Regions from separate parts of the Mus musculus genome. Here region 1 is linked to region 2. A link is a contact called in ENCODE POLR2A ChIA-PET data. All regions are on one chromosome and are shown on one strand. The core of a region is the stretch at or near the end of the contact, and the rest is flanking DNA. Distances in the headings are between cores, read along the strand shown.

Region 1 (5,664 bases), core at 766-3,265, 66 kb after region 2:
TTGCCTTGCCTTGCCCGAGTTCAAGAAAAGTATGTTGAGTGGATGAAGACAGTGTATCTACACTGAGGGTGCTGTTTGTTCCCTGTGTCTGGAGATTCTACACCATCTAGGGACTTGATTGTCACAACTAGGGCAGGAGGAGAGTGGGCTGAAACTGGCTGTGACTAGTGGGTGGAGCTGAGAAATGCTTTTAAAACCCCATAATGCACAGAGGCAGCTTCCCATGACAAGATGTTATCCAGCCCCAGCTGTCAGAACGCAGCTCTGCCTGTGCACACACACACACACACACACACACTCAGCGTTTGTCATGTCTGTTGAAACTTTGTGTGGGTTTGGTCTTCGCAGGTTTCCGAGACACTGAAGCGCTTCGCTGTGAAGGTGACAACAGCCAGTGTGAAGGAGCGGAGAGAGATTCTCAGTGAACTGGGGCGATGCATCGCCGGCAAAGGTGTGTATTTGCCTGTTCCTGCACTGCTGTGTCTGAGGGAAGTCAGGGTGCGCGCTCTCTTTCTCCCTGAGCTGATGAGACGACCCTGCTCGTCTGCTTCTGACTACACCTTTTTTTTTTTAATGTTCTTCAAAACAGTTGAAACATTTGGGTCGGTGCAGGTAGGTTTGTTTTGTTCTGTTTCAAGACAGGATTTCTCCAGTTAGCCCTGGCTGTCCTGGAACTTGCTCTGTACTCCGGGCTGGCCTCAAACTCAAGAGATCCGCCTGCCTCTGCCTCACGAGCACTAGGATCAAAGGTGAGCCCCACCACCGCCCGGCCATTATTTGTAGGTTTTTTTTTTAAATTATTTATTATTTATTTAATGTATAAGAATACTGTACTGTTGCTGTCTTCAGACACACCAGAAAAGGGCATTGGATCCCATTGCTGATGGTTGCGAGCCACCATGTGGTTGCTGGGAATTGAACTCAGGATCTCTAGAAGAACAGTCGGTGCTCTTACCCGCTGAGCCATCTCTCCAGCCCCCTTATTTGTAGTTTTAATTATGTTGATTCTTGAGCAGTATACTGGGCACACAGATATTTTCTTTGTATGTCCACGGACATGAGAAGATGGTAGCAGGTGGCGTCCAGCTAAGTACCCTAAGTCTAGCTGAGATTGAGAGATGTGTGTTTTCTAATGCGCCCCGAGAACAGTCCCTACAGGCGCTTGCATTTTACTAACTTTTCTTTTTGCGGGGAGAGTAGTGGTGGTTGTTTGAGAAAAGGACTCCTTAGAATGGACTCCTTAGAATGGCCTTGAATCCCACTCTCCTTATTTAGCACTCAGTCCTGGAATTATAGGTGTGCACTACTGCACCAAACTCAAACAAACCAGCCGGCCTACCTTCCATCCCTCCCTCCAACCCTCCCTCCCAAGACAGGGTCTCCCTGGATGGACCCAGCTACCTTGTAGTGCATGTCTGTCCTCTGTCCTCAGCCTCCCCAGGGCTGAGCTTACAGATGTAAACCACCACATCTGGCTTTTCCTTCCAATCTTCTCTCACATTCCCACCTGCTGCTTCAAACCTGTTGTTGCCTGGGTAACAGGCAAGTTTGTTAAAGCTGTAAGTGGTGTCAGTTGCTGCGTGAGTTTCTCAGCTGTCCTGTGTGTGAGTGCTGTAGTGTATAATTTTATGCCTACTCGGAGGCGACTCTCTCAAGGCCCCAGTCTGTTAAGGCTGCTGTGCAGAGATGCCAAGTATATGCTTGTACTGAGCCGTGCTGGTTAGATTTCCCTGCAGGCTAACTGCCAAGTACTACATCCCTCACACACACACACACACACACACCCGTTTATGGAGTAAGTTTGAATTCTGCGTCTCAGTTTATGAACTACTCTGAGTCTTTGAGGGTGGTTTTGCTTTTCTGGCACCCTGAATGTACAGTTCCAAGTAAGTTGTACTTGTGAGGTGCTGTGGTGTGAACACCCAGCCTCCTTCCTGGAATCTGTAGCTTTCAGTCCTCTAACACTCCGGGCCTAGGCTGAACATGAGCTCCTGTGATGCCTCTCAAGGGCTGGTGAGGCGGGGGTGTGAGAGCATCTGCAGCTCGGGACAGCGGACACGAGCGCTGGGTGTTTCCTGTCATTGTTCCTGGTCTGTCAGCTTGGCTGCTGTTTCCTTAGTGCTGATAGCCCCACAGGCTCGGAGTTCTGCTTGTTTCCTCTCCATCGTTTGGGCTCCTGAAATGGGACGTGCTGAGAAAGCTCCTCCTGGGCTTCATCCACCTCATACAGGGGCTGAGTTTCCCCAGACAAATTTCTCTGCTGACTGCTTGCTCTGGTCTGCCGGGTCCTGCTTGTCCCAGCTGACTCACCAGCATGCCAGGGCATTCTTGTTCCGCCTGGCTGCCCCTCTGGCTGGCCTGCTGGCTTCCTGTTGTTTATTTTTTCCTTGGAAGGTGGGTTTACAGCAGAGCCCACTGGGTGGGGCAGTGCCTTGGTTTACAGAGCGGCCTGAGTGCTCTCCTCAGAGCCTTCTTCCCTGTCTTCCTGCCCTCTCTGTATTTCCCACAGTTGACAAATGCAGGTTTGGGCTTTCAGGGCTGTCTAGTTCCAGGCATGCCTGTCCTGTCCTGGTTCTTAAGCTTTTCTCCCCCCCCCCCCCCCCACCTTTTTTTTTTTTTTTTTTTTGAGACAGTCTCTGTAGTTCAGGCTCTCCTTGAACTCAACTATGTAGTCCAGGCTGGCCTAGAACTCACAGAAATCCACCTGTCTCTGCCTCTGCCTCCCTGAGGGCTGGGATTAAAGGCATGCATCACCACACCTGGTTTATGAACTGTAAAAAAATGTTGTCATTTTGTGTGCATGCCTGTTTGTGTATGGTATGCTTACAAGTGTCAGGATGCACACGTGAAGGACAGAGAACCTTCTGGAGGCAGCTCCTTCCTTCCTCCTTTACGTGGTCCCAGGGGTGAGATTAAAGTCAGGCTTATAGAGTATGCATGTACCTTTACCCACTAAACCACCTTGCCCACCAGTTTTTGTTTTGTTTAGTTTAGAAACAGGGTGTCTGTCTGTCTATATATTTTTGAGATAGTTTTCACTGTGTAGCTCTGGCTGGCTTGGAACTCACTATGTAGGTGACACTGACCTTTAACTCACGTAGATCTGCCGGCCACTGCTGCGATTAAAGGTGTGCCTCACTACATGTGGCCTTCCTGCTGACTTGTAGACCACTTATTAGACTGTATGTGAGCAAGTACCTTCCGAGCATCACCAACAGCACAGTTTAAAGCCAGCGCCCAGGCCGGAGAGCAGAGCAGGCAGTCGTAGCCCTGCTGAGCCCTGCTCTGTAGGGAGAGGGAGATGCTGGGGTCTTGGGCTTCTTCTATCCATCGTTGGTTTAGCAAGTGTCTCCTGCACTCGGGGCGTTTCTGTTCCATGTGCCTGTTTTCTCCTTGAGATTTTACAAGGTGCGGGGCTTACTAGGGCGTCTGGTACCAGGATCCCAGCTGACAGGACTGATGTAAGCGGACACTCACCGCTGTGCTTGTTGTTGAGACTCTGTGAACTCTGCTTTCAGATCTGCCAGAGGGAGCCGTGAAAGGGCTCTGCAAGTTGTTCTGCTTGACACTGCATCGATATAGGTGAGCCCCCAGAGACCAGGGCTTAGACCGTGCCATACAGCGACACTGTGTCAGAGAGACAGCATGGGGCAGTGGGGAGAGCCCCTAGTTGTTAGAGCCAGACTCTTAGGTTCATGCTCTTAACTACTGGATCCTGGGCAAGTTACTTAGCCTCCCTATGCCTCAGTTTTCTCATCTGCAAAATGGGGATGATAGCATTTTGTACCTCATGGGAAGTTGTTAGTGTGAAGGCCTGGGACACTGCCTGCCTTATTATAATATCTCAGCGCATGTATGCAATCATTAGCTGCACTTATAAAGCTATAAAGGAGTCATGGGGCATATACACCATGAGCATAGATTCTGCCCTTCTTGTCATCCTGTGCTCTTTCTGGGGTGAGGTGGGTTTATCAGGTTCATCTCTGTCCCCTAGGGGCCCCTGAAATGTAGGACCATGAGTGTCCCCCCGAAGAGCAGTGCTTGACTTCAGCAGCCCTGTCTCTGCTGAGGTCACATGTCACTACCCCTTCCTTCCCTCTTTAGAGACGCAGCCTCTCGCAGAGCCCTGCAGGCAGCCATCCAGCAGCTGGCCGAGGCCCAGCCAGAGGCCACCGCCAAGAACCTCCTGCACTCTCTCCAGTCTTCAGGGGTTGGCTCCAAAGCATGTGTTCCCAGGTACGGGCCTGGGGCTGCGGGCCTCCGGGGGGTGGTGCCAACTTCTCAGGTAGGCTGGTGTAGAGCCACTGGTGGGAGCACATCTGGCCCTCTTACCTTTGTACTCTGAATGGCACTAGAGAGCGCCTCTGAGTGGGGAGAGGAACCAAGTTAGTAGAGAAAAGATCCAGTGGGCCCGAGGCACTGGATGGGCAAAGCTTTATATACTTGTTCATGTACATTTTATGTGAATGAGTCTCTTACTGCACGTATGTCTGTATACTATGTGCATGCCTAGAACCTGAGGATACCAGGGGAGGGGGTCAGGTCCCCGGGACAGTGGGAGCTGCCATGTGGTTGCTGTGAGAATCGAACCCAGGTCCTTTGGAAGAGCAACCTGTGTTCTTGTTTTTTGGTTTTTTGTTTGTTTGTTTTGTTTTTTGTTTTTGTTTTTTTCGAGACAGGGTTTCTCTGTATAGCCCTGGCTGTCCTGGAGCTCACTTTGTAGACCAGGCTGGCCTCGAACTCAGAAATCCGCCTGCCTCTGCCTCCCAAGTGCTGGGATTAAAGGCGTGCACCACCATGCCCGGCTGCAACCTGTGTTCTTAACCCCTCTTAGCCGTCTCTCCAACCTCATCTTGTTTTTACTGTCCCAAACATCAAGGGATGGGATTTAGCCAGTGAGGCCTGGACGCTTGTCCTGTTTATCACTGATGGTGTTGGGGGAGGGTTCATACACACACACCATGCTGTGCCACAGGGTGAACATTGTTGTCCCCCCCCAATCCCCCGTGGAGGCTGGAACCCCGCACTAAGCTCTTCTCCTCCCGCTTCTCCTTTGTAGCAAGAGTAGCGGCTCAGCTGCCTTGCTGGCTCTGACCTGGACCTGCCTCCTAGTGCGAATTGTCTTTCCCCTGAAGGCCAAGCGGCAAGGAGACATCTGGAACAAGCTGGTAGGTCCCTTGTCTTTGGAGCCGTGGGGGGTCAGCTCTCCCCAGGGTGTTGAGGCGTCCTTCGCATCCGAGTGCTCTGCAGAGGCAGGCATTGGTGGCGGGTGTGAGTTCAGTACCGTAGGAATCACGTTCTGCGGCTCTGTGTCAGGCATGGTGTAGGGCCTTGCCTTCACGAGAGGCCAGGCTAGGGCTGACAACTGAAAGGCAGGCTGCCAGCGGCTACAGTGATGTCGATTGTGCTGTTTCCTGGCTAAGCAGTCTCTCACCTGTGTCTGGATTTCAGGGTGATAGAGGGAGACTCTGGCTGCTGCCTTGGTCATCTGATCTCCTCTCTTTTTATGCCTGCACCTTGCACATTCTCTGTTTCTCCTTTCCACCTGTCTGTTAACCTGGTAGGCCGGCTGGGACCTTCTCTTGATGTCTAGGTATGCTTGGTATAGGCCAGGGGGTGTGGTTGATCTGGAAGGAGTCTTAGGGGTGATGTTATGGGTCTCAT
Region 2 (6,371 bases), core at 3,251-5,750:
GTAACTCTAGGGGCTGGATGGAGCAATGATTCATTAATTGGGATCTTGCAGAGAACCCACCTTTGGTTTCAAATACCCATATTGGACACCACTGCTTGTAACTCCAGCTCCTGGGGGTGGGGGGTTGGATCTGACACCTATGGTCTCTTCAGGCACTGGAACACACATGATCAGATCCACATGCAAACATGTATATGTACATATAGTTAAAAATAATAAAAATAAGCAGGGTGGTGGTGGCTCACGCTTTTAATCCCAGCGTTTGGGAGGCAGAGGCAGGTGGATTTCTGAGTTTCAGGCCAGCCTGGTCTACAGAGTGAGTTCCAGGACAGCCAGAGCTACACAGAGAAACCCTGTCTCAAAAAAAAAAAAAAAAAAAAAAATCTTTAAACCAGGTGCTGTGTCCAAAGCCTTCAATCTGAGCATATGGGAGGGAGAAACAGGCAGCTCTCTTGTGAGTTCAAGGCCAGCCCCCCTCAGTCTACACAGGGACTTCAGGCCAGCCAGGGACACATAGTGAGACTTGATTTAAAAAAAAAAAATCTTAGGCAGTGGGAGTGCACATCTTTAATCCCAGCACTTGAGAGACAGAGGCAGATAGATCTCTGTGAATTCGAAATCAGCCTGGTCCACAGAGTGAGTTCCAGGACAGCCAGGGTTTCACAGAGAAACCCTGTCTCAAAGAAACAAACAAGCCCAAACAAAACAAAACAAAAATAAATAAACAAATAAGAGCTATGGCGCTGGCTTCTGGCTGGAAGCATCCAGTTTAATTTGGAGGTTAATGAATTACTTGTCTGGGCAGGAGGATGGTAGAATAGTTAGAGAGAAAAAACAGGAAAAAAAGTAGAGGTCGAAATGGCGGAGCGATAGAGGCTACATTGACCTGACAGGAGGGGAGGAGGAAGAGGGTTTAGGGACTGTAGTGTGCCTGGCAAACACATGTCCCCCCGCTCTGATATGGCTGAGGATGGAGTGTTGGAGGTGACTCATCTTTCCTCCTAGGGCCACATCATCTCTTTAAGGATCTGGCTGGGGCATTGAATTTATGATCTTGGGCATGTGACTGCAAGCATAGGTATACCATCGAGCCACTCCCAAGCCCCGTATGTTTAACTTCTGACGCAGCACTTCCGCTTGCAGAAATCAATGACCCTCAGGAAGGATGTGCGCCAAGGTTTAGCTACAGGGGAGGTCTCCTCAGCATCGTTAGTTAATTACGTTAATTACGGGGACAGCGTGGAGAGAATTCCATTTCACTAAGGCGTTGGTTAAGTAAATGCTGGCTGGGGTGCATCACTCAGCACTGTTATGGGTTAAGTAAATGCGGGTAAGACGAGCCACAGCAGGGGTCCTCAACCTTCCTGAAGAAGCTGCCTCTAACACAGTTCCTCATGCTGTGGTGACCCCCGTCCCCCGCCATACAATCATTTTCGATGCTACTCTATAACTGTAATTTTGCTACTGTTATGAATTGTAAGATAAATAACTCTTTTTCCAATGGTCTTAGGAGACCCGTGTGAAAGAGTCCTTTGATGCCCCAAAGGGATCAAGATCCACAGGTTGAGCACTGTGGATCTAGAAACTGGAGATAGCGGGGCTGGGGGGCTGGGGGACTGGGGAGCTGGGGGGGTAGCTTAGTCAGTTTAGTGTTTGCCCAGCATTTATGAAACTGGGTTCTGTCCTCAGTACTGACAGAACCAGACATGGTGGGCCACACCTGAGATCCTAGCACTCTTGCAAGAGGATCAGAAAGTCCAAGGCCATCTTTGGCCTTTGTTTTAAGGCTGTCCTGGGATACATGAGACCCAAAACAAAGCGAAACAATAACAATATCACAAACGCCTATTAGTCACATTATTGGACTTCAAATAGTTTTAATTTTGTCTCTTAGTTTATCTGTATTTTTTTGTAAAGATTTATTATACATAAGAACACTGTAGCTGTCTTCAGAGGCACCACAAGAGAGCATCAGATCTCATTACAGATGGTTATGAGCCACCACGTGGTTGCTGGGATTTGAACTCAGGACCTTCAGAAGAGCAGTCAGTGCTCTTAACTGCTGAGCCATCTCTCCAGCCTCTCTTCTTTATTTTTATTTTACAAATCACTTGTCTTAGTTACCTTTTCAATTGCTGTGACAAAACACCACAAGCCAGGCTGTGTTAATAGAGCAGTTCATTGGAAGCTTGCTGTTCCCAAGGGCAATGCCCATGATCACCAAGTGGGGGGAGTCAGGCAGCAGGCAGTCGGGCCTGGCGCGGGAGCCGTAAACTAAAAGTTTAGGTCTTGATCTATGAAAAGGAAGCAGACAGAGAGTGGGAATGGAGTGGCGCTTTTGAAACTTCAAAGCTTGCTTCCTAGTGACACACCTCCTCCAGCAAAGACCACACCTCCCAGTCCTTCCCAAACAGATCCACAGGCTGGGGAACCGAGTGTTCAAATATATGAGCCTGTGGGGCCAATCTCATTCAAACCACCACAGTGTACACTTTCTACTATTAGGGATGGGAGTACTGCAGACTAAATCCAGGGCTTCAGGCACTTTAAGCAGGTGCTTTGTCACTGAGACAAAAAACATTTTTTTTTCTTCTTTTGGTTTTCAAGACAGGGTTTTTCTGTATAGCCCTGCCTGTCTGGGAACTCACTCTGTAGACCAGGCTGGCCTTGAACTCAGAAATCCACCTCCCTCTGCCTCCCAAATGCTGGGATTAAAGGGATGCACTACCACTGCCCGGCTGTTGTGTTGTTTTTTGAGACGGGTTTTTCTATTACGTAATTCTGGTTGTCCTGGAACTCACAGAGATCTACCTGCTTCTACCTCCTGGGTGCTAGAATTAAATGTATGTGCCACCATGCCTGGCCAACAGTTTACATTTTTATTTGTCAATGATTTTAGATAGAGTCTTATATAGCCCAGGGTAGTTTCATAATCAATATTTAGCTAAGGATGGCCTTGAATTTCTTATTCTCCTGCTTCCACTTCCTAAGGGTGGGGATTTAAGTCCTATGTTACTTGTTGGGCTGGTCTTGAAGTATGTATGTATGTATGTATGTATGTTTTGAGACAGGGTCTTATGTAGCCCTGGCTGGCTTTGAACTGAACTGACTGTGTGGTGTTAAGGACAACTTTGAACTCCTGATAAACTTGCCTCTGCCTACTAAATTCTGGGATTATAGTCTTGTGCCACCACACTCAGTTTGTGTGTGTGTGTGTGTGTGTATTTATTTTTAAAAGTTTTCAAAAAATTTAAAATTTGAGACAGGTCTTCCTATAAATTGCCCAGTTTAGTCCTTACTCTTTCTCTAGTCCAGTGTAATCTTGAATTTGAAGACCTGCCTGCATCTCCCAACTAGCTGAGATTATAGTCCTGAGCTACTACACCAGGCTTTTATCATCCAGTTTCTGAGTCCCCTGGGCAAATCTGCCAGGATCCGGGAATGAAGTTTTGGTAGTTTTTGCTTTGCTGTAATGTGGGGTAAATCTACCTTGTGCAGAATTTTGGCAGTCTCTAGGAAGGGGGAAGCAGGGAAAGGGGTAAAATGAAAGGTTTCATAAGCTCTAAAGTACTGGATCTGGGGCCAGAGTTGGTCGCAGCCACTGCTGATGTTACCAGTCAGGACAAAGGTCTCAGGTTCCAGCCTGGCTGGAGGTACAAAGAGACCCTGTTTCTCCGGGCAGTGGTGGTGCATGCCTTTAATCCCAGCACTCAGGAGGCAGAGGCAGGCGGATTTCTGAGGCCAGCCTGGTCTATAGAGTGAATTCCAGGACAGCCAGGGCTACACAGAGAAACCCTGTCTCGAAAAACCAAAGAGAGGGCTGGTGAGATGGCTCAGTGGGTAAGAGCACCCGACTGCTCTTCCGAAGGTCCAGAGTTCAAATCCCAGTAACCACATGGTGGCTCGCAACCATCTGTAACGAGATATGACGCCCTCTTCTGAAGACAGCTACAGTGTACTTACATGTAATAAATAAATAAATCTTTAAAAAAAAAAACCATGAATTGTTTCAACATTAATTCAAATGAATACTTTAAAAAAAAAAAAAAAGAAAAACCAAAGAGAGAGACAGAGAGAGAGAGAGAGACAGAGAGAGAGAGACCCTGAGAGAGAGAGACAGAGAGACAGAGAGAGAGAGAGAGACCCTGTTTCACAAAAACTACATCTGGGATATTATTCTGGGATGACTAGCACTGCCATCAGTCCAAAGGCTCCAGGCAAGCCGATTTAATCCTCCTGGGAGGTGACCTACAGGGACAGGTGGACAAATCCGACTCTCTTGAGTGACAAATCTGCCACCGACTCTCTTGAGTGACTAGTCTGCCAGAAGGTCGGGTCAGACTGAACGCAGAGGTTCATGGCCTATAGACGCCACCAGCCTGTCCAGCCGCCAGGGGGCGCCACGACCACGCCCAGCTTTCGCCCCCTGCGGGATTGGGCGTGCTGGGGGGGTGGGGGGTCGGAGGCGGGGCGTGGCCAGCGTGCACGCGGGGGCGGGGCTATCCTGTCGCGGGCGCGCGCGCCGGCGGCGGCGGCGGTGGTGGAGGAGGAGGCAGCGCGGCAGCGGGTTCCGTTCCGGGCCGAGGCTGGACGCGGAAAAGTTGCGGGGCGGCGAGGAGCAGCCCGGAGACGGGCAGCGAGGGCGACATCGAGCCGGGGACTGGCGTCTGAGGACCAGCCATGGACGACCTCGGTGAGTGCGGGAGACGGAGGGCGGAGCGGCCGGGGCCCGGCGGCCGCCGATCCCACCCTAGCGCCCGGCTGGGCTGCGGTGCCTACGGCCCGGGGCTGTGCTGGCCGCTCTTCGCTGCGGCGCCTGAGGACCTCGATCCCGTACTGGGTGTTCAGGGACCCACCTCTGGGAGAGGCGCCCCGCTCCCGGGGCAGACCTCCTTGGCTTGCAGGAGACCCTCACTTGGCTTCCCCACCCCCACCTCAGAGCGTCTGCCTATGGGACTCGGTCTCAGAGGCTGTTTCTTCTATGACCCCCCTCTGTTCCCTCCAGGCCACCTTCCACTTTGCACACTGCCCCCAGACCCCCCACCCCGTTTCAGGGATATAGCCCCTTTCGAGAGAGCCCACCCATTTCCTATCACAGCCCACAGAAAAGCTTGTGAGGACCACACCCCCATTCTAATGACAAGTGTCCCCGGGGGTACTGCATATACACCCCCCCCCAACCCCCACCACACACCGTTTCAAGTCTGGTCACCCTGTATTACAAGATCAAGTTTAAACTTAGAAAGGCAAGTTTGGGGGGGTGGTGGCTTATGACTCCCGCCTCTCACCCACCGTTCCCAGACCCTGGTGACATGCCAGAGGAATGAGAAGGGGAATGGGCCGCAGGCTACGGCCATCTCTGAACGTGTCCTGGCTGGCAAGGTCCCCCACCCCCAGCATCAGAGCTGCTGGAAACCCCACAGGTAAAGAGGACAGGACACCCAGAACAGAGTTTTAACTGTCCTCGTGTTATTGGAGCCCAGAGGCCATTCTTTTCAGCCCACACTTGGTCTGCTGTTAGGACAGAGGAAAGGAAAGACTCTCCTGGAAGTGGATTTTAAACCCAAGGGGGTTGATTCAAGGCTTCTAGGAATGCCCAGTGAATCCCAGCGTGAAGGAGCCCCTGTCTTCCCCTCCCCGGAGGGCCCCTCAGCTGAGGAGGTGTGTGTGGGATAAAGTCCCTTCTCTGTAGGAGCCTTGTCTTCACTCTCTGGACTGTGGGTGGCTTGTATGACCGCTGGTGCCATCCGTGTCCCTGGCTCTGAGGAGCAGATTCACTAGATAAGACTGAGGGACCTCTCAGGCAACACAGGGTACCAAGTTAAGACTGGTCATTTTTAAAACTGGCTACAGTTTCCTTGTGGGATCAGGGAGCTGGTGTAACATCCTGGAGGCTGGGATGGTGTTGGGTCCTGCTTGGTTCACGGAGTGGGCTGTCTGCCAGGCATAGCTATGCTTTTGGGTCAGGCTTGGCACGTCCGTTCCCGATGCACTCAAGGTTGGCGTAGCTTCCAGGCAGGTATTTTTAATTTTTATTCTTCCACATAAAAATACCTGAGCTTTCGAAAGGAGGCCGGGGTGATGAGCTTTTGAGTAGGTATCTGAATGTGTAAGGGGTTCCCCCGGTGGGGACGAGGGGAATCTAGTCACAGCACCTCACAGGCTGGTTGAGGGCCCTGTTGCTTCTGGACAGTCCCCGTGCTGTTTGAAGGACTGAGGAAGTCTTTGTAGTGTCCGCAGAGCTCGGAATTCCCGGCTTCTGACTGTCTTCCATTTAGGGCCAGCACACTGAGTTGTCTTTGAAAGGAAAGAGTGCTTTCTGGCAGACGGGGACCGTAGGGATTGAAATGGGCTGTCTGTGGAGTTCTTAC

Evidence for each region. ChIA-PET counts read pairs that join two places held with the same protein, here RNA polymerase II (POLR2A).
Region 1: POLR2A ChIA-PET joins it to region 2 with 32 read pairs in Patski. The contact joins the enhancer-like site here to the promoter of Pxn in region 2. POLR2A ChIA-PET finds 5 or more read pairs at or near these places in 5 of 5 experiments (Patski and embryonic stem cell).

Annotation. Positions count from the first base shown.
Region 1 is chr5:115,571,061-115,576,724 of GRCm38, forward strand. Gcn1 (GCN1 activator of EIF2AK4) reads left to right here. Exons shown (of 58, transcript NM_172719.2): 2 at 349-451; 3 at 3,519-3,582; 4 at 4,105-4,236; 5 at 5,060-5,168. Among named protein-coding and RNA genes, the nearest start is that of Mir7029, 7.1 kb to the right of the region's middle. Within about 2 kb of position 2,016, at least 1 of the 3 ENCODE cell types and tissues checked has a DNase peak (open chromatin) inside an H3K27ac peak, as active enhancers do.
Region 2 is chr5:115,502,176-115,508,546 of GRCm38, forward strand. It overlaps Pxn (paxillin), which reads left to right and starts at 4,501. Exons shown (of 12, transcript NM_133915.3): 1 at 4,501-4,693. The coding sequence starts at 4,681.